Linked DNA regions of Mus musculus: region 1 is linked to region 2. Evidence: chromatin loops called from intact Hi-C (ENCODE). Cell type or tissue: heart. All regions are shown on one strand. Each heading gives the region's core, and the rest is flanking DNA. Links, peaks and the distances in the headings are about the cores only. Region 1 holds the start of Haus8 (4HAUS augmin-like complex, subunit 8). Region 2 has its middle 10 kb from the start of Gm35572.

Region 1 (8,704 bases), core at 705-8,704, 470 kb after region 2:
AAGTATATGCAGAAGGCAAAAGAAGGCATCAGATTTACATGGAGTTGGAGTTACAGCAGACTGTGAGCTGCCCTAGGTCTGTGCTGGGAACTCAACTCTGGTCCTCTGGAAAAACCCCTGGACACTCTCACAGTTCCTGCCAGGGTGTGAACTCATGGCTGTACAGATGAAACAGTTCCTATTCCCCCCACTGTCTCTGGGGCCAGCTCCAAGTCTGCCTTCCAGTCAACCTTCCTGCCTCATTCAAAAAAATTTAAAACTTTTAAGAAGCTTCTGTGGACCAATCGTCCCAGACAGGAGCTGGTCCATTTTGGAATTGCTTTGGGATGTTGTTCTGTGACTCGGAAATGCCTGGAAGGGGTACCTCATTCTGTGCTATTTGTAAGTTTCACCTGGCCCTTTACCCAGCACTCACAGCTGCAAACAGAACTCTAAAACAGCCCCTTGTAAACCATAGGCAAGCCAGGTATGGAGGTTCCTACATATCATCCTACACTTGGGAGCCTGAGGCAAGAGGACTGGGAGTTCAAGGCCAGTCTGGGCAACCAAAACAAAGTCCCCAAAGATCACCAGCTCTTTCTAGGCAGAATTCTTACCTCTCTGGATTCATCCTGAGCATAGGAGGAGAAAGGTCCAGAAAATTCCCTCACAGGGAGCTTCCCAGGACTGATGTGGCCAACCAACTTACCCACTCCGTAAAGTGTTTACTCAACAGAGAAGAAACTGGATGGTCATGGGGGGATGATCAGTCTTCCCAAAGCCCTCTATTAGATGATAGCCAAGTTTGTAACTGACCTAGTGTTAAGGGCTGAGATGCCTCTACCCTTTCATCATGCTCTTAACTCCTAAAGTCTGGGATACTTAAAAACTTTTATTTTTTTGTTCTTTTCTGAGACAAGTCTTACTATACAGCCTAGGCTGGTAACAACCTCAGGATCTTCCTGTCTCCTCACTTGAATGCTGGGATTTCATGTGAGGCCATTCTGAGCTCCCCATCCCAGCACTTTAAAAGATGACTACTTCAGGAGAAGATTAAAGTGAAACAAGATTTCCCCCAACATGGATCTTCATTTGTGTGGAAGTAGGACACAGGGACAAGCTCAGAAGAAGAGAACAGGAGACAAACAGGTAAGATGGCCACCTATGAGCCTGGGGTAGATTATCATGCAACCGCATGCAGGCAGCTGTGCCCATACTTGATCTTGGGACTTCTAGCCTTTAGAATCTCATGGCAGTAAAGTCTTGTGGGTTGTCCATCCAGTCTGTAATAGATACAAGCTTGCCAGAGTCAGCTCTAGCTTGACTCCATCCCTCTCTCTCACACACACACATGTATATGTGCATTACAACACATGGCAGAGCCAGGACCTACATAATGAGTCAACTCTGCCAGCTTATTCATCATCCAACAATCCTCCAGGCTGAACTCCTGAATCACTTCTCAGGGAGTCCTGAGTAGGAAATGAGCAGATGCCCAGCTCATCAGCGGTATTTTTTTCCAATGTGGCAAATCATGGAGAACTTTCCCAGACAAAATGGACAGAAGTGCAGAGACAAGGCCCTTTGTTCTGCTTCTCTGAGACGTAGAGGGCAAAAGAGAAGAGCCTGTCTTGCTCTGTGAGGAGGCCACGCCTGGGCCTGGCTGAATGGTGGGCCGGGCAGGGGCTGCCTGGCACAGCTAGATTGTGGACCTTAAAGATACAAAGGCCTACCAGGTGGGACACTGAGGCCCACACCTGAGAGCAGATCATCAGTCAGATGGGTCCCAGAGTGGATGACCTTCCCCACTGAAGTGAAGCAGCTATGCCATGATCATTGGTGAGACAGGGGAAAAGGAACAGGAGGGGATAGAAATGGACACGGACACACACACACACACACACACACACATACACACACACACACACACACACACACACACAGACCAAAAGAGGCTCAATGCGTGCACCGTGTGTGAAAGGATGGCTATCTTGAGAGCGTGGGCCCATGAAGGAGATAATGCAGCTTCTCAAAGGCATGTCGATTGGGCAACCTCTGAGAATGGAGTCTGGTATAGCTAATCTTGCAAGAAAAGTGACAGTTTGCTTCCAGATGGGGACAGAGTCTCCAGAAACTCAGGTCAGTGGTGATACAAGGAGAAGAGAAACAATGGCCCTGCTGTGCCTGCCAGGCTGCTTCGGCTGATTCACCTGCCCTACTCTTCCCCTGGTCTCCTTCCATGCAGTGGCCAGCGGGATCTAGCAATCAAGGCGTCCCCACCTCTCCTGACTCCTGCAGGTGACCCTGAGATGCACCGAGGCTAGCGGGGACTGCAGCACAGCATCTATAACCACCTTGGGTCCATTCCATGTGGCCCACTCTACTCCATACAACCCATCATCATCATTGGTCAACACACTCCTGCCAATGCAAGCTGGGGACACTACAGCATCACATGGTGCACAGATGGCCCTGGGGCAAAGAATGGCCCCCCACACCAGATGTCAGGACAGTTTGACAGCCAAACTTGGGTAAAGGCTATTTTAGAGGGTTAGGGAATACAGACACAGACTTGTTGGCTTTTTGCTTTCTTAGGGTGCTGTGGATATTTGGGCTGTTTGTGTGATAAGAGCTAGAGCATAAACTTAGCCTCCCAGCCTCGCTTCCTGGTTCTAGAAAAGTCTAGGGATCTATCTCCAAACCCAGCACCTGCCTGAGTCCATTTTGAGAAAGGACTCTTTCCTGGTGGTTGAATGGAAAAGAAAATTGAAACAAACTAAAGCAGAGGCTACAGCAAGTATCCCAAAGAGGAGAGTGACAGGATATCTGTTCCTGTCACTCTGGGTTCACCACTGACATGGCTTCCCAGGATTGACTGCAGACCAGACACTCTTCCCAGGAAACATAGTGGACCCCCCCACATCCCAAGTCTTGCTCTCAGTCTTCCCAATTCTGCCCCTGTGATAACTCATGTCACCTGTCATTGTGAAGGTCTGCCTAATGGGAATGCCATTCTTTCCATGTAAAGGGACAATAGCTGTTCCTCTGAGGCACAAGGAGATCTCAGCTCTGCTCTCAGGAGGCAGCCAACCACTTGGCACAACCAGCTCTTGCTTGGTTAATTTTGGACCCATTCACCACATGTTACCAGAGAGATAAGGAAAGGGAAGCCACAAGTTCATGGTCTCTTGTCAGGAAGGGAGTCAAGCCCAGGAGTCCTGAGTCCCCACCTGACCCACAAGGTACTAGCTAGACTTGAGAGAGGGTTTTACCCAAGTAGGAGGTCAAAGCCAGAGCATTGTGCTTCATGCAGGTAGCATCCTGGACACCTGACTGGAGGTGTGGCTCTATGGTGGAACACTTACCCAGTAAGCAAGCACAAGGTTCTAAGTTCCGTCCCCAGCATTTGCAGGGCAAGAGACAGAAAGTTGGAGCTGCATAAAACCAAAGGGTGTGTACCAGAAACATGAAAGTTAATAAGTGGGGTTAGCTCTGGAAAAAGGCTGACACAGGCCAATCCAAAGGAGAAATAGGCAGAGTCTTGCCCCAGGCCAGACCCCAAACAAGGCGCTTGCTTCTTCCAGGAGACCTCCACTGAGTCACAGCTCCAAGTAAGCAGGAGAAAAAGTGTGTCATGCATAGGAAAGTTCATGTCCTTCCTGGGGTCTCAGGACCAAAAAGTCTTCGATATTCCAAGGGGCATGACTTGCACCGTGTGCCCTTGGGCAAGCTAAGTTGAAAGATTTCTTCCAGAACATTCTTGAAGTGAATGGGGCAGTCATGTCTCTAAGGCTTCCTTTATATCCAGATTCCTGTACCAAATGGAGCTCTAAACCTGGCCTCCTTTCAGCAAGCACACAGCAGACAGGGAATACTGGTAAGGGGGGGGGGGGAGAAAGTGATGCCAATCAAAACCAGGCAGCTCCAAGGCCTTGTAGGAGCAGAGAGGCCGGTGACAATAACTTTATAGTTGCTCATGCCACCTCCAGCCATTCCTTGACACCTTAAGATACTGAAGTCTCAAAGACTAGACAATACCCAACAAGGTAAGGAGATACAACCTGAGGGGCTGCTAGGTGGATGTCTTAAAGTGCTGGAAAATGAGCCAAAGAGGCACAAAAGGACTCCCCTATAAAGCCTTGGGAGTTAGGGTCCCTAGAAAAAGAAGGGAGGGTTTGTTGGCAGCTGTGACTCCACGGGGCTGAGATCTCTGCCACCGCTGAGGTATACATTTCCTGTAAGTCATTTAAAAACAAAAAACAAAAAACAAAAAAACGTTTAAGTCCAAGGATGTGACTCTCTTGAGAGAGTGGCTTCCACCCTACCGGCTCCCTTTCTTCTGAAACGCAGTTCGGGTGTCAGAACCCCACCCCCACCCCGCAACCTCCTCTAGAGTCCAGCTACTCTTTTCTTGAGCAGAAAGTGATGTGCCTATCAAAGCAGAGAGAGAACCCAGAGGGCGCTGGGACTCGCCCTGGCGGATCACCCAGCTGTCCGGGAGTGAAGTCAGGAAGAAGATGAATCAAGAGGGGAAGGCGGGGGCGAGTCTCCAGAGGCTGCACCCCGTCATCTCCCTTTCCTCCTCCTCTCCACTCCTCCGGCCCTCTGAGGAACTGTTTTTGCGTGTCTTTCCAGGCCCACTCTTTTAGACGTTCCAGCCCCAACAGTGGGTTGCCACAGACCGTTTCCCATTCTCTGAGAGCCCGGCGCCTCTCTGACACCCTAGGGCTCAGACCGCGAGTGCAGAAGTCCCTTTCCCTAGCACGGCCCCTCGGCTCCGCCTTCCTGGCCTCCCCCGTTTCCTGAGATCCCCCCAGATGCCACCTTAGCCACGTCCTCTCCTCAGCCGCCGCTGAAAGACGCGGTAAGCCCGCCAGTCTCAACCCCCTCAGCGTCCACGCGTCCCCCAGGCCGCATCCTGCCCTCACGTCCCACGACTTCAGGAGCAACCCGGTGCACAACCCCGGCTCGGGTCTCCACTCACGGCCGCCGCGAGAACTTACCTGGACCTCGGGCCGCTGCGCGCCACCGGTCCCCGGCCAGCCTGCCCGCTGCTCCCGGCCGCCCCGCCCCGAAGCGACCAGCCTCGCCCGCCGCTGCACCGTGCGATTTCACTTCCGGGTTCCGGAGGCGCTGAGTGGGCGGGCGCCAACTCGTCGGAGAGGCGGGGCGACTCGAGGTCCCGCCCCATCTAAAGGCGCGCAGCGAACGCCCTCTGCGGTTGGTGCATTCCAGATGCTAAGTGTTCCACAGCTGAGAGGGGCGGGCGCTATGATAGTCACGCCCCTCCCCAGCAGTATTTTAGCCCGCTCAGGTTGGTGCCGGAAGCCCACACGTCTGAGGGACACCTTGGAGCCACGCCCTTTTTCGGCGCTCTTGGCCAGGCTGAACGAACTGTAGCAAGCTTGGAGCCCGCCCCGCGGCTCGCGTGAAGAGAGCACCCTCCGGCTTCCAGCACTACTCCCTGCCTCCTAGCGGGCGGGACCCTGAGACGCTTGCCTTTGAGTGGAAGGCGGGAGAATGGCGGATTCCTCAGAACGGGACGCAGGGTGAGTTGGGATCTCAGAAGGGCGGAATTTAGGGGCTCCTGTGGGTTGGCCAAAGACCAGATCCTGGGCTCACAGGCAGCGGAGCTGGAGAACTGGGATCTTATGAGCCAATGCCCGAATCTCTCCCAGACCAGAAGCCCAGGCTCTGAGCCGCTTCGGTGCGTGCTGGGGAGCTGGGGTCCCAGATGCAGTTCAGAATTGGGGTTGTGCGTGGACTTTGGTGGACATTCTCTCTTTTTCCCCTTGGAGACAGTGGTGTTTTTTGTTTTTTGTTTTGTGTGTGTGTGTGTGTGTGTGTGTGTGTGTGTGTGTGTGTGTATGTGTGTAGCTGATCCGGAGCTCTGTAGACCAGTCTGGCCTTGAATTCACAGAAATCTGCCTGCCAAGTGCTGGGTTCAAAGGCATGTGCCACCACCACCTAGCCTTCCTTTTTTTAAAGGAAAAACGTGACCCTACATGGTAGCACGACTTTAGTCCCAGCACAGACCTTTTCCTAGGCCTCAGGAGCTCTAGGGTTGCTTGTCGCACTCCCCTTTAGCCCTGACTCACTACACCCATGGGTGTTTGCTTAAGAGTCTGAAGGATGAGGGTCACGGGCTATTGTGACTGTATACAGCAAAGGACACTCTGTGAAGGTCAAGTGGGTGAAACAAAGGCTCTTGCCACCAAGCCTCATGATCTTATTTTGATCCATGGGTTTCATATGGTGAAAGTAGATAACTGATGTACTGGCCAGTTTTGTGTCAACTTGACACAGGCTGGAGTTATCACAGAGAAAGGAGCTTCAGTTAGGGAAATGCCTCCATGAGATCCAGCTGTAAGGCATTTTCTCAATTAGGGTCAAGGGAGGAGGTCCCCTTGTGGGTGGTGCCATCTCTGGGATGGTAGTCTTGGGTTCTATAAGAGAGCAGGCTGAGCAAGCCAGGGGAAGCAAGCCAGTAAGGAACATCCCTCCGTGGCCTCTGCATCAGTTCCTGCTTCCTGACCTGCTTGAGTTCCAGTCCTGACTTCCTTTGGTGATGAACAGCAATGTGGAAGAGTAAGCTGAATAAACCCTTTCCTCCCCAACTTGCTTCTTGGTCATGATGTTTGTGCAGGAATAGAAACCCTGACTAAGACAATTGACTACGCATTTTGTCCTCTGCCCTCCATGTGCACATCATGGCACACGAGCACTACAAACTACATAAAATGTAAAATGCTGAAATGCTAAGAGAAGAGGCCTATGGTAGGAGCCTCCTACACCTGAGACTCCCAGCCCTGAAAGGCAGGGGGTAGAGAGTAGGGATGCACAGTGGGCACAGGACAGGACAAGGCCATGTTACTGAAGCCTCTGTGAGTGGTGGGCAGGCTTTGGGGCACCATGAGGGACAACAGATGCACCTGCACTTTGTAGAACTACAGGGCCCCATGTTCTCCCATAGGCCCATGATTTGCCCCCAGAGCAGGGAGAAGCCCCCAGCTCCCAGCCCTGCTTTTGACTTGCAGGTGTGTCCAGAAGAGGTTGGGATCCCCTGGAGCTGGAGTTACAGGTGGTTGTGAGCCACCTCACCTGGGTGCTGGAGACTGAACTCAAGTCCTCTGTAAGAGCAGCAGACACTCTTAACCTATGAGCTGTCTGGCACAGCCAGGGCTGTGAAGTGAGATTTATTTGCTCTCTGAACAATCCCAACAACCTGAGTTTAGGTCCCCAGAAGCCACATAAAGACTGGATGCAGTAGTGTCTGTCTGTAATCCAGCACTTCCCACAGGGAGATGGGAGGCTAAAGCAGCACAGTCTCTAGGAGTAGGAGGCAGAGCTAGCAGGGCAAACAGAGCCATGGCTAAGAAAGGTAGAAGGTGAGAACCTTCGCTGAGGTTGTCCCTGACCTTTACACAGGCACCATGGTACACACAGTGGCACAGAAGCACCTGTACTCATACAAACACCATTCAGACTTACATGAAATAAAGTAATAAAAACAAAAGATTTGAAAATACAACTATTTGGGGACTGAAGAGATGGCTCAGCGGTTAAGAGCACTGACTGTTCTTCCAGAGAACCTGAGTTCAATTCCCAGCAACCACATGGTGGTTCACAACCATCTCTAATAGGATCTGATGCCTCTACTGGTGCATCTGAAGACAGGTACAGTGGACTCATTCATATGCATAAAATAAACCTTTTAAAAAATTCATTTGTGGGCTGGAGAGATGGCTCAGAGGTTAACAGCACTGACTGCTCTTCCAGAGGTTCTAAGTTCAATTCCCAGCAACCACATGGTGGCTCACAACCATCTGTAATGGGATCTGATGTTCTCTTCTGCTGTGTCTGAAGACAGTGACATTGTACTCACATATATAAAGTAGTAAATACATCTTTTTTTAAAAAAATCCATTTGTTTAAAAAATGTATAACTATTCTGTGACATATGAACATTGTGTGATCCCAGATGTTGCTAAGTCAGTAAAGTTTTGTTGCCACATGGTCCACCCATTCTGTCAGCCTCAGTACTAGAATGGCAAAGTTTAATAGTTGTTGGTTATAGTGACTGGGCAGCCTAGAAAGCTGACCCTTTGCAGAGAAGTACGTGTCATAGTCTCCTGCCCCCACCCTGCCACCTCATCCCTACAATTGGAGCTAAGAGAACAGATTCAGAATGTTCCAGGTCTTTCCCTCTTGCTTTCCTTCCATCATCCACCTAGCCCCTGTGCCGCATGTGGCCTTGTCAAGTCTCCTGTCCCATCCCTAAGCCCTCATACCTGTCTGGCTGTTGTCACATCAGCCTGATAAGACAGGGGTAAGCTCTGGTCCCGCTCTGTCCTATGAGGCTCTGAGTCACACAGAGGCTTCTGAGGAGTGAGGGAAGCCCGTAGCCATTGTTCTGACTCCCACTAGGGTGTGAGAAAGGTGGTATTCTTCCTGTGGAGCCTGTCCTGGGAGCAGCCCTCACCCAGCTCCCACTGTCAGCAGGAGGCAGGCAGCTCTGGTCTTTGCACATCTCTCTCCTCTCTTGCAGGAAGTCTGCAGCTGCTGGTGCTTGTGCTGTTCCCAAGACAAAGGGAAGGAGAGTGCAAGGTGAGGGCTGCCAGGGTCCTTTCAGGAAGTGTCTGTCTGTTTTGTCTTCATTAATATTTCTGCTTAATTTTGTTATTCCATGTGTATTTATCTCATTGGAGGGTTGTGTGTAGAAGGT
Region 2 (8,729 bases), core at 523-8,522:
GGAAGGGGGAGAGGGAGGGAGGGAGAGAGGGAGAGAGGGAGAGAGGGGGGAAGGGAGAGAGAAGGGAAGGGGGAGAGGGGGAGAGAGGAAGAGCCAAGTGGAGCTGTTTCTGGGACCTCAACTGCAGATCCCAGCCCAGTCACCTTTGACCTTCATGTACTATGACCTGAGACATGTTGATATCTTGCCTTAAAATACCCAGAGCTGGGCTCACTCACTCATCCCTTCTGTCACCCATGCCCAGAAGGCTTGCCCACAGTGAAATATTAATGTTTCCCGTGAAATTTAGTTACTTGGGATCCTGGGCAGCAGGCATAAGGTGCGGGATCCGAAGTGGTCTCCCTCCAATATGCTGTAGCACCATTTCCCTGCCGCCCCTGGAATGCCCTGTGATGTTCAACATGAGCACATCAATCTGTTGGCCCAGGACCTGAAGGGCAGTTGAACACCAGACATGTGAGCCCCGCTGCTCCCATCTCCCATTTTGGATGCTCTCAGACCTGAAATCACAGGTGTGACTCTACAGCACAAGCCTAAAGGCCTTCAACATACAGTGTTTCAAAACAGCAGGAAACAAACTCTCAAGTAGGTAAAGCCCAAACACACGCAGCCAGCCCCATAGCCAGATCCACAATCTGCAGAAAACTCCCATCTGTGGATCAGTGCCACTAATGCCTAGTGCCCAAAGAGGCCACAAGAGGGCACTGGATCCCCTGCAACTGCAGTTGCAGATGGTTGTGAGCAGCCATGTGGGTGCTGGGAACTAAACCTGGGCCCTCTGGAAGAGCAACCAGTGCTTTTAATACATGGTCAGTTCTGAAGCCTCTACTTCTAAATGTCCTAACTACCAAAAGGAATGCAGTGGTACAGACACATATATACATGCAAAACACATATACACAGTAAAAAAATTTAAAAATTAAAAAATAAAAGACATCTAGACATGGTTTACTGTCTTCAGGACCAAAAGTTGATGGCCCTGAGGGCAGAAGTGCCTGACAACTAGACTGGATTCCTGGAGCCCACACAGAGAGCCAGATGTGTCAGTGCAAGTCTGTAGTTCCACAGTGAGACAGGAGGAGATAGGAGGTACTCAGAAGCTCAAAGCCCAGCTTGCCTGGGGTACACAGCACCACTGCTGCAGAAACGGGAGACTGTGACTCAGAAACAAGGCAGAGGTTAGGTGAGGTGGCACACTATTGTCACCTTGGTATTTGGAAGTCAGAGGCAGAAGGATCATTGAGTTCAAAGCCAGCCTCCCATATATAACAAGTTGGAGGCAAGCTTAGGATACATCAGACCATGTCTCAAAAAAAAAAAAAATCAAACAATAATGAAAAAAATTAAAAAGGAAGGAGAGAAAACTCATCTCAGGTAATAATTTGGGGTGGGGGTTCAAGACAGGGTTTCTCTGTGTAGCCTGGCTGTCCTGGAACTCACTTTGTAGATCAGACTGGCCTCGAACTCAGAAATCCGTCCTGCCTCTGCCTCCCAAGTGCTGGGATTAAAGGTGTGTGTCACCATCACCCGGCAAGGAAACTCATCTCTCAAAAGTCCTGTGACCTCCGTTGCTGTTTTGGGCCTGTCTTTTCAGACAGATCTCACTATGAAGACCTGGGTACCCTGGAACCCATTATGTGAATCAGGCTGGCTCAATCCACAGGCCTGCCTCTACTTCTGGAGGGCCATGTTCTGGTTTAGTTGTTGTTGTAGTTTCAGACAGTCTCACACTGTGGCCTGACCAGCCAAGGTCCTGTGGTCTAGGTCCTGCCTCTGCCTCCTGAGTGCTAGGGTCCCAGTTGTACACCACAGGCCTTGGGACATTTGTTTCTTTCCATATTTTGTGTTTGCACCTGTGTCAGGATGCACAAGTGCGTATCAGAGGACAATTTGCAGGATTCCACCATGTGGATTTTGGGGATTGAACTCAGATCACTGGGTTTAGCAGTAAGCACCTCTACTTGCTGAGCCATCTCACTGGCCCCTGGAAGCTGGTTTAAATGTTAATCATTTTAATCCAGCAGATACCAGTCATTCCCACCCTCCATGAATCTCTCTAGAGAAACAAAGAGGAGGCAGGTGAACATCCCCAGCACTGTGTTTCTAAGATCCCTGAGCTAGAAACCACCACAGCAGCCATAGCTAGAGGATGGACAACTTCAACATAGCACAGGTACCAAAAGGTACCACCCTCTGATACTTAGATGGAACCACAAAACTGGAAAAACACTGGCCCCCAAACACTACACACAGACCTGACAATTCTGCTCTTCTACACCCCAAAGCTCAGGAACTCAAATCCCAGGATGGGACTGTATGCAGTGTGGCTTGCATTTAAAGGCAGAAACACACTAATGATGAATGGATAAATAAAATATAGTCCAACCACAGGGGGAACAGCCCTCAGGTACAGTAGGAATGCTGCACTAGTCCACAGCACATGGGTGAAGTTAGGAAACATGATGTGGCTATTGCTCAGCTGGCAGGGTGACTACCCAGCATGTGGAGTCCTGGGTTCCATCCCCCAAAATGTAGTCTGAAGGTGGTTGCACCTGCCACCCCAGCACTGGGGCAGTGGAAGCAGGAGGATCAGGAATGCAAGGACATCCTTGGTTACATAGGGAGTTTTGGCCAGCCTGGTCTGCATGACAAAAACAAAGAAATATCCCAGCACAGACAGTGTGTGTGTGTGTGTGTGTGTGTGTGTGTGTGTGTGTGTACCCCCACTGACAAGCAATGTCCAGAACAAGCCAGTCCACTGAGGCAGGAAGCAGAACAGAGGCTGCCAGGGGTTGGAGTGATGGGTATTCTAGGGCTATGGACAAGTTCTGGAATGGACAGCTGTGAGGGTTGCACAACACTGAACTACTGAGGAACTGTCTGCTTTCAATCATGAATTTTACACAATTTCAATAAAGTGGAAGTACTCAGGGTGTGTATTCCATTCTCTAAAACCCAGCTAGCCACACAGGAAGCTAGCTGACTGCTGGCTGCTGGCTGCTGGCTGCTGACTGTTGACTGCTGGCTGCTGGCTGCTTCTGGGTGACAAGATACAGAGGGTCAGGAGACCCATGTGCTTCTGATCTTGGTCATAGTAGCAGGCTTATACCACAACCTACAATGCCACACAAACTTCCTGTGACAGGTTCACACTTTTATATTGAGGATGGCCTGGACCACAGAGGGAGGACAACACTGCAGGTGACAGTGCCCACCGAGTCTGAAAAGAAGTGAATTTTTAGGATCACCTCTGCTTGAAGCAGAGCACCTACTCCCACAATGTGTCCTGTGAGCTCCACAGAACACTAACACTTACACACTAACAAAATGGAAAGTCGAACAAATCCCACTGATCAAAAAGTAAGAAATAGGCTTGGTAATGCATAGCAGTACTTGCGAGGCTGAGACAAGAGGATCCCTAGTTCTAGGCCAGCCTGGACAACAACTAGACAGACCCTGCTTCATTCAGCAAGGACAGGGTTGGGAGTCTGTAGGAACAGTAAGGGGTTGGGATGGGGTTCACAGCCATACTTGCCTGGCAGTTCAGGCCACTCTGAAACTCAATCATAGAAAGTTCCAGGTGGTGACACCAGAGTTCAAGAACATTTTGTGTGAGAAACACAGGGACTCAAACTGAAATTCTATGCCTTAATCAGTCTACACCTACATGCCTTAACACACCTACATGCCAGTTATTCACTGCCTGTTGGCCTTCAATCAAAGATGGCCTATAGAATCAACAGGGGGTCATGCAGATGACATCAACTAGTGATGGTGTAGATACTTAGTCTGCTGCATGATATTTGCAAAATGACAACAAAGACTAATGATGTACATTGAAAAACATCTGCCAAATGAGACCTGACTGCACACTACTTGTGGACCCACAAATGCACATGCTCGTGAGTACACACACAAACACACTTGCCCTGTGCACACAAGATCATACAAACATGCCCTCATGCAAGCTCTGCCACACATTTATACACATGAGCCTTCAGACATGCACCCTTGGGTCCATGCCCAATACCACAGAAACTTGCCCACAGCCAGGTTCAGTGAAAACTACCCCTCCTAGAGCTTGCGTTCTGGGAGGTGACTCCAGTGTGCCTGTCAACTGCAGGCGCAGGAGCCCTGGTTTGTTTGCCAACAGGCTGCCTGGAAACTGGTGGCCAGGGGTTACACTGCTGCCCACCCAGTACCTAACAGGGACTGTCTCCCATGGGAAAGTCCAGAAAGGTCTGTTGATAGGTTCTGTCTAGTCCCTGGGGCATAAGGCTAACGGGGAAAACTAACAGAGCTAGGTCAGCAAGCTCCATCCCAAACCGGAAGGATATTGATAAGGTTTCTTGCTCATAATGCTTGTAGCCCTGCCAGGCTGTGGGCAGAGGAGGGCAAGAAAGTCAGCTAGTGTCGTGTTAGGAGACTGTTCCTTTGACAACTCTCTTTTCCCATGTTAGAGTGCCTACTTCCTGGAAAATCCCTCCCATGGGACCTGCCTAGGGAGCCTTTGTCCACTAGCCATCCCCTACAGGAGCATCCTGATGCAAGGATGAAGCCTTCCTGAAAGCAGCATGGTACCCACCTTCAAACCTTTGTCCAGCTGCCCACAAGCACTTGGGGGTAAAGTGGGGGAAATAGGGTTTTAAATCAATGAAAGCCTGGCTCAAAGATAAAAACCTATACACAGAGACAGAGACACTAAGAGAGACAGGGACTTTACTGCTGAGTCACAGTTTTGAGAACTAAAGCTTCATGACCATGCAAGTGCTTCACAAAAGCACCGGGAGAGTCCCTGTCTGCAGTTATCTAACAGTAGGAGTCTCCATGAAGATTGTGTCACCCTGAGGACATGACTATATTAATAAAACCAGGCAGCATGCAAACAGACCAGAGGTTACAAACAAGACTACCAGGCTGGGGCCACTAAGTGATAGGGTGCTTTTGGCATGATGAAGGCCCAAGTTCCATCCCTGCCATCTTATTAACAAGCAAACAGAATCTGCTGGGGGTGTAGCTCAGTGATTAGGCCCTGGCCTAGCATATGTGAGGTCCTGGGCTCCATCCATCAACACCCATTCCCTACCCCAAACCCACCAGGTCCAGGGATCACTGTCAACCCTCAGGACTGCCATGGTACAAGAGGAGAAACAACTCCCCTGATTTGTGCCTGACCCCCACATGGATGCCATGTGTGCCCCCATGCCGAGTATATTTAAGAAAAGCAAGAGTATGGGGTTGACAGGCACTTGCTGTTGCCCTTGCAAGAGACCTGGATTTGCTTCCCAGCACCCACACCACCCAGCTCAGCAGGTTTCAGGGAGGAACTGGATATGTAGCCCTGTGCCACCAGCATCGTCCAGGGTGGGGAATGCAGCTTCTGAAGAGGAATGCAGGCCTGGCCTCCAGACCTGCACCTTTGAGGCCTGTCTTGAGAGCCTGACGCCATGACAAAAGAGACTCCAACTCTCCAGAGGCCCACTGCAGTCAAATGACACCTCATGATGGAAACAACCAGTCCCCAAAGGCATGCCACTGAGCAGAGAAAGCTTCAGACTCGTTTCTGTGCCCTCCCCCAATAACATGAACCCTTTCATGAACTAGGTGGCAATACATTGAGGCAGGAGGATCAGGACTTTAGTGGACAAAACTGGGCTCTATGAATCAGTGTGTCTGTCTGTCTCTCTCTCTCTGTCTGTCTCTGTCTCTCTGTCTCTGTCTCTGTCTCTCTCTGTCTCTCTCTGTCTGTCTCTCTCTCTCTCACTCTGTCTCTCTCTCTGTCTGTCTGTCTCAAATCAGAGCCAGGAAGAATTTCAGCATGTAGGGTCCTTGTAGCCAAGCTCAATGACCCACTTCAGCGCCTGAGACCACACATGGTAGGTCAAAGTGACTCCCATGGTTTGTCCTCTACCTTCTACACACACCCCTCCAATGAGATGAATACACATGGAATAACAAAATTTAACAGAAATATTAGTGAAGACAAAACAGACAGACACTTCCTAAAAGGACCCTGGCAGCCCTCACCTTGCACTCTCCTTCCCTTTGTCTTGGGAACAGCACAAGCACCAGCAGCTGCAGACTTCCTGCAAGAGAGGAGAGAGATGTGCAAAGACCAGAGCTGCCTGCCTCCTGCTGACAGTGGGAGCTGGGCCCTAGGTGAGGGCTGCTCCCAGGACAGGCTCCACAGGAAGAATACCACCTTTCTCACACCCTAGTGGGTGTCAGAACAATGGCTACAGGGCTCCCCTCACTCCTCAGATGCCTCTGTGTGACTCAGAGCCTCTTAGTAAACAAAATATCTTGTTAACAGATGCTATGATTCAGGAATTTCTTAGTGGCTTTGGTTATCATTTCTCTCTCCTGAAGACCTGCCATCCGCACAGCTCAGCCTCGTTGACTTCTAGGACATCTCCTAGGGTCTGTGGAGCATGAACTGCTCAACACCATCCTACAGCACCTTCTTGACTGAGAATTCTGACTAAGCCTTCCATCCCTGACGCCACTATGAGAATCCTCACCATAACTCCCCCACCCCACCCACCCCAGTGTCCAGGCATGCTCAGAAGCCAGACTCTGCATTGCCCACTGTCTCTTGGATCTCTTCCTCTAATCCTCTCTTAAATCATTCCGCTATTTTTTAAGAAAATATTTTTTGTTGTTGATTTTTTAAGACAGGGTTTCTCTGTTTAGCCCTGGCTGTTCTGGAACTCTCTCTGTAGACCAGACTGGCCTGGAAATTAGATATGTGACTGGTTGTGGATAGCCCTGGAGCTAATTATATTTGATGTTAATTCCGATCTCCAATGTGAGTGGCTGCGAATAAGGAATGAGTCAGCACTTAGGTGATTTCCTGTACACCTTCTTCCCACCTTAATTTGTAAAATCAAGGCTAGAGCCAGTGACTGGGCAGATAAAGGAAAGGTGGAACTGAAAGTGGAGAGAGAGAAGGAGGAGGAGTGGGAGAGAGAGGACGATGGAGGAGGAGGTGAAAATAAAATGGAGCAGAAGCATGTAGCCTGGAGAAACCGCAAGTTCTAAGGGGTCTCATAGATGGGGAAGATGGTAGTGTAGTGGTAGATCTGCCCAATCTAGGTGCACAGCATGAAATCATATTAACTGAGTCGTGTTTTCATTGCCAGTCATATTTGGGATGGAGAGATTTACTGCAACAGCCTCTGCCTCTTGAGCACTGGGATTAATGGTGTGTGCCAGCATGTTCAATTAAAAACTAACTAGTGGCCAGACTCGGCAGCACATGCATTTAATTCCAGCAATTGGGAGGCAGAGACAGGTGGATCTTTGTGAGTTCCAGGACAGCCAAGGCTACAAAGTAAGAACTTGTCTCACAGATAAATAAGAAAAAAAAATTAAAAATATTTTGTTGTTGAGATAGGATGTTAGGTAGGTAAATCAGGCTGTCCTTGAACCCTGGATCCTCCCACTTTCACTCTGGTGCTAACAGGCATGCTTCACTCTTGACCTTCACTGAGCACACCCGGGTGCCACCAGGTGTGCTACTCTAAAGTAATTACTTTGTAACTCCCAAATCTTCATCATGTCACAAAACTCCTTTCAGGAAATAAAGAAACCTGAATGCTAAGGAACAATAGGCGCCACAATACTTCCAAAGCTCACTCTAACACAGATGCCTCTGATGCCACAATAAAATGGTCACAGCTGGAGGTGGGAATCCCTCGACTCAGGAGGGGTTGGAGGATTCGGTTTTTGGTTTTGGTTTTGTTTGTTTGGGGTTTTTTTGTTTTTGTTTTTGTTTTGCTACAGTGTGTTCAAAGCGAGTTCGGGCTACAAGACACCCATCTCAAAACTATACCAGAAAATGCCTAACATAAAACAGAGAAGTTTGAATGGGCTGCAGATGCGAAAGTTAAGCACTTTGAGGTAAGCCACCTGCTGCCAGCACAACCCCAGTTCTGAGCTGCATCTGGGACCTTAGCTCACTAACACGCTCAAAGAATAGAAGCCTTCCAAACTGGGAGGAATTTGGGCAGTTACTCTGGGGATGCCAGTTCTCCAGCTCGGCTGCCTGTCAGCCCAGGATCTGGCCTTAGTCAAGCCTCAGGTGCCCCTAAATTCCGCCTAGCCTGGGCTCCGGACTCACCCTGTGCTCCGCTCTGATGAATCGGCCATTGTCCTACAGGAGTAGCTTCAAGAAGTTGGACAGACCAGAAGCGCCACTCAAGAGTGTGCAAAAAATACTGCTGGCGAGGGGCGTGGCTATCTTGGCACCCGCCCCTCTCAGCTGTAGAACTCTTGGCAAAGGGAATGCACCAACCCCAGTGGGGGGTTCGATGTGCCTTTTCAGGTGGGGCGTGATCTCGAGGCGCCCCGCCTCTCCCACCCGCCGGTGCCCCGCCCACCTAGCCCCTTTGGAAGCACCGCGCAAGGCTGGTTGTTTTGGTGCAGCAAGAGGACTGCCCAGGAATAGGCAGCCCTCCGAGGCCAAGGCCAGGTGAGTGGAGACAAGCCGGTTGCTCACTGGCTTACTCCTGTGGTCCTGAAGCGTGAGGGCTGGGGACTTGGGGACGGCTTACTCCTGTGGTCCTGAGGCGCGAGGGCTGGGGACATGGGGACGCTGAGGGGAGTTGAGTCTGTCGGCCTTACCTTGGCTTTGAATAGTGACTGCAGAGGCTGCGGAGAGGACATGGCTAAGGTGGCAACTGGGGGGAAAGATGAGGTTAGGGGATGACATGTAAATACAGGTGTCT

The links. A loop is a pair of places that touch in the nucleus more often than their neighbours do. Peaks named below come from ENCODE experiments on the same cell type or tissue, not always from the same donor. Only the 100,000 strongest peaks of a DNase experiment are listed, where the experiment ranks them.
Region 1: a loop joins it to region 2, with 18 times the contacts of the local background. A loop is called at or near these places in 23 of 42 quality-filtered maps.

Annotation. Positions count from the first base shown.
Region 1 is chr8:71,269,108-71,277,811 of GRCm38, reverse strand. It overlaps Haus8 (4HAUS augmin-like complex, subunit 8), which reads left to right and starts at 5,222. Exons shown (of 11, transcript NM_001163042.1): 1 at 5,222-5,528; 2 at 8,528-8,586. The coding sequence starts at 5,500. Myo9b (myosin IXb) reads right to left here and starts at 5,098. Exons shown (of 40, transcript NM_001142322.1): 1 at 4,983-5,098. In heart, for the core only: CTCF peaks have their summits at 5,230 and 5,440; DNase peaks (open chromatin) are centred at 4,531 and 5,241; H3K4me3 peaks cover 3,614 bases; H3K27ac peaks cover 2,887 bases.
Region 2 is chr8:71,741,501-71,750,229 of GRCm38, reverse strand. No RefSeq gene overlaps it. Among named protein-coding and RNA genes, the nearest start is that of Gm35572, 10 kb to the left of the region's middle. In heart, for the core only: no CTCF peak of the experiment used is centred there; no DNase peak of the experiment used is centred there; H3K4me3 peaks cover 603 bases; H3K27me3 peaks cover 576 bases.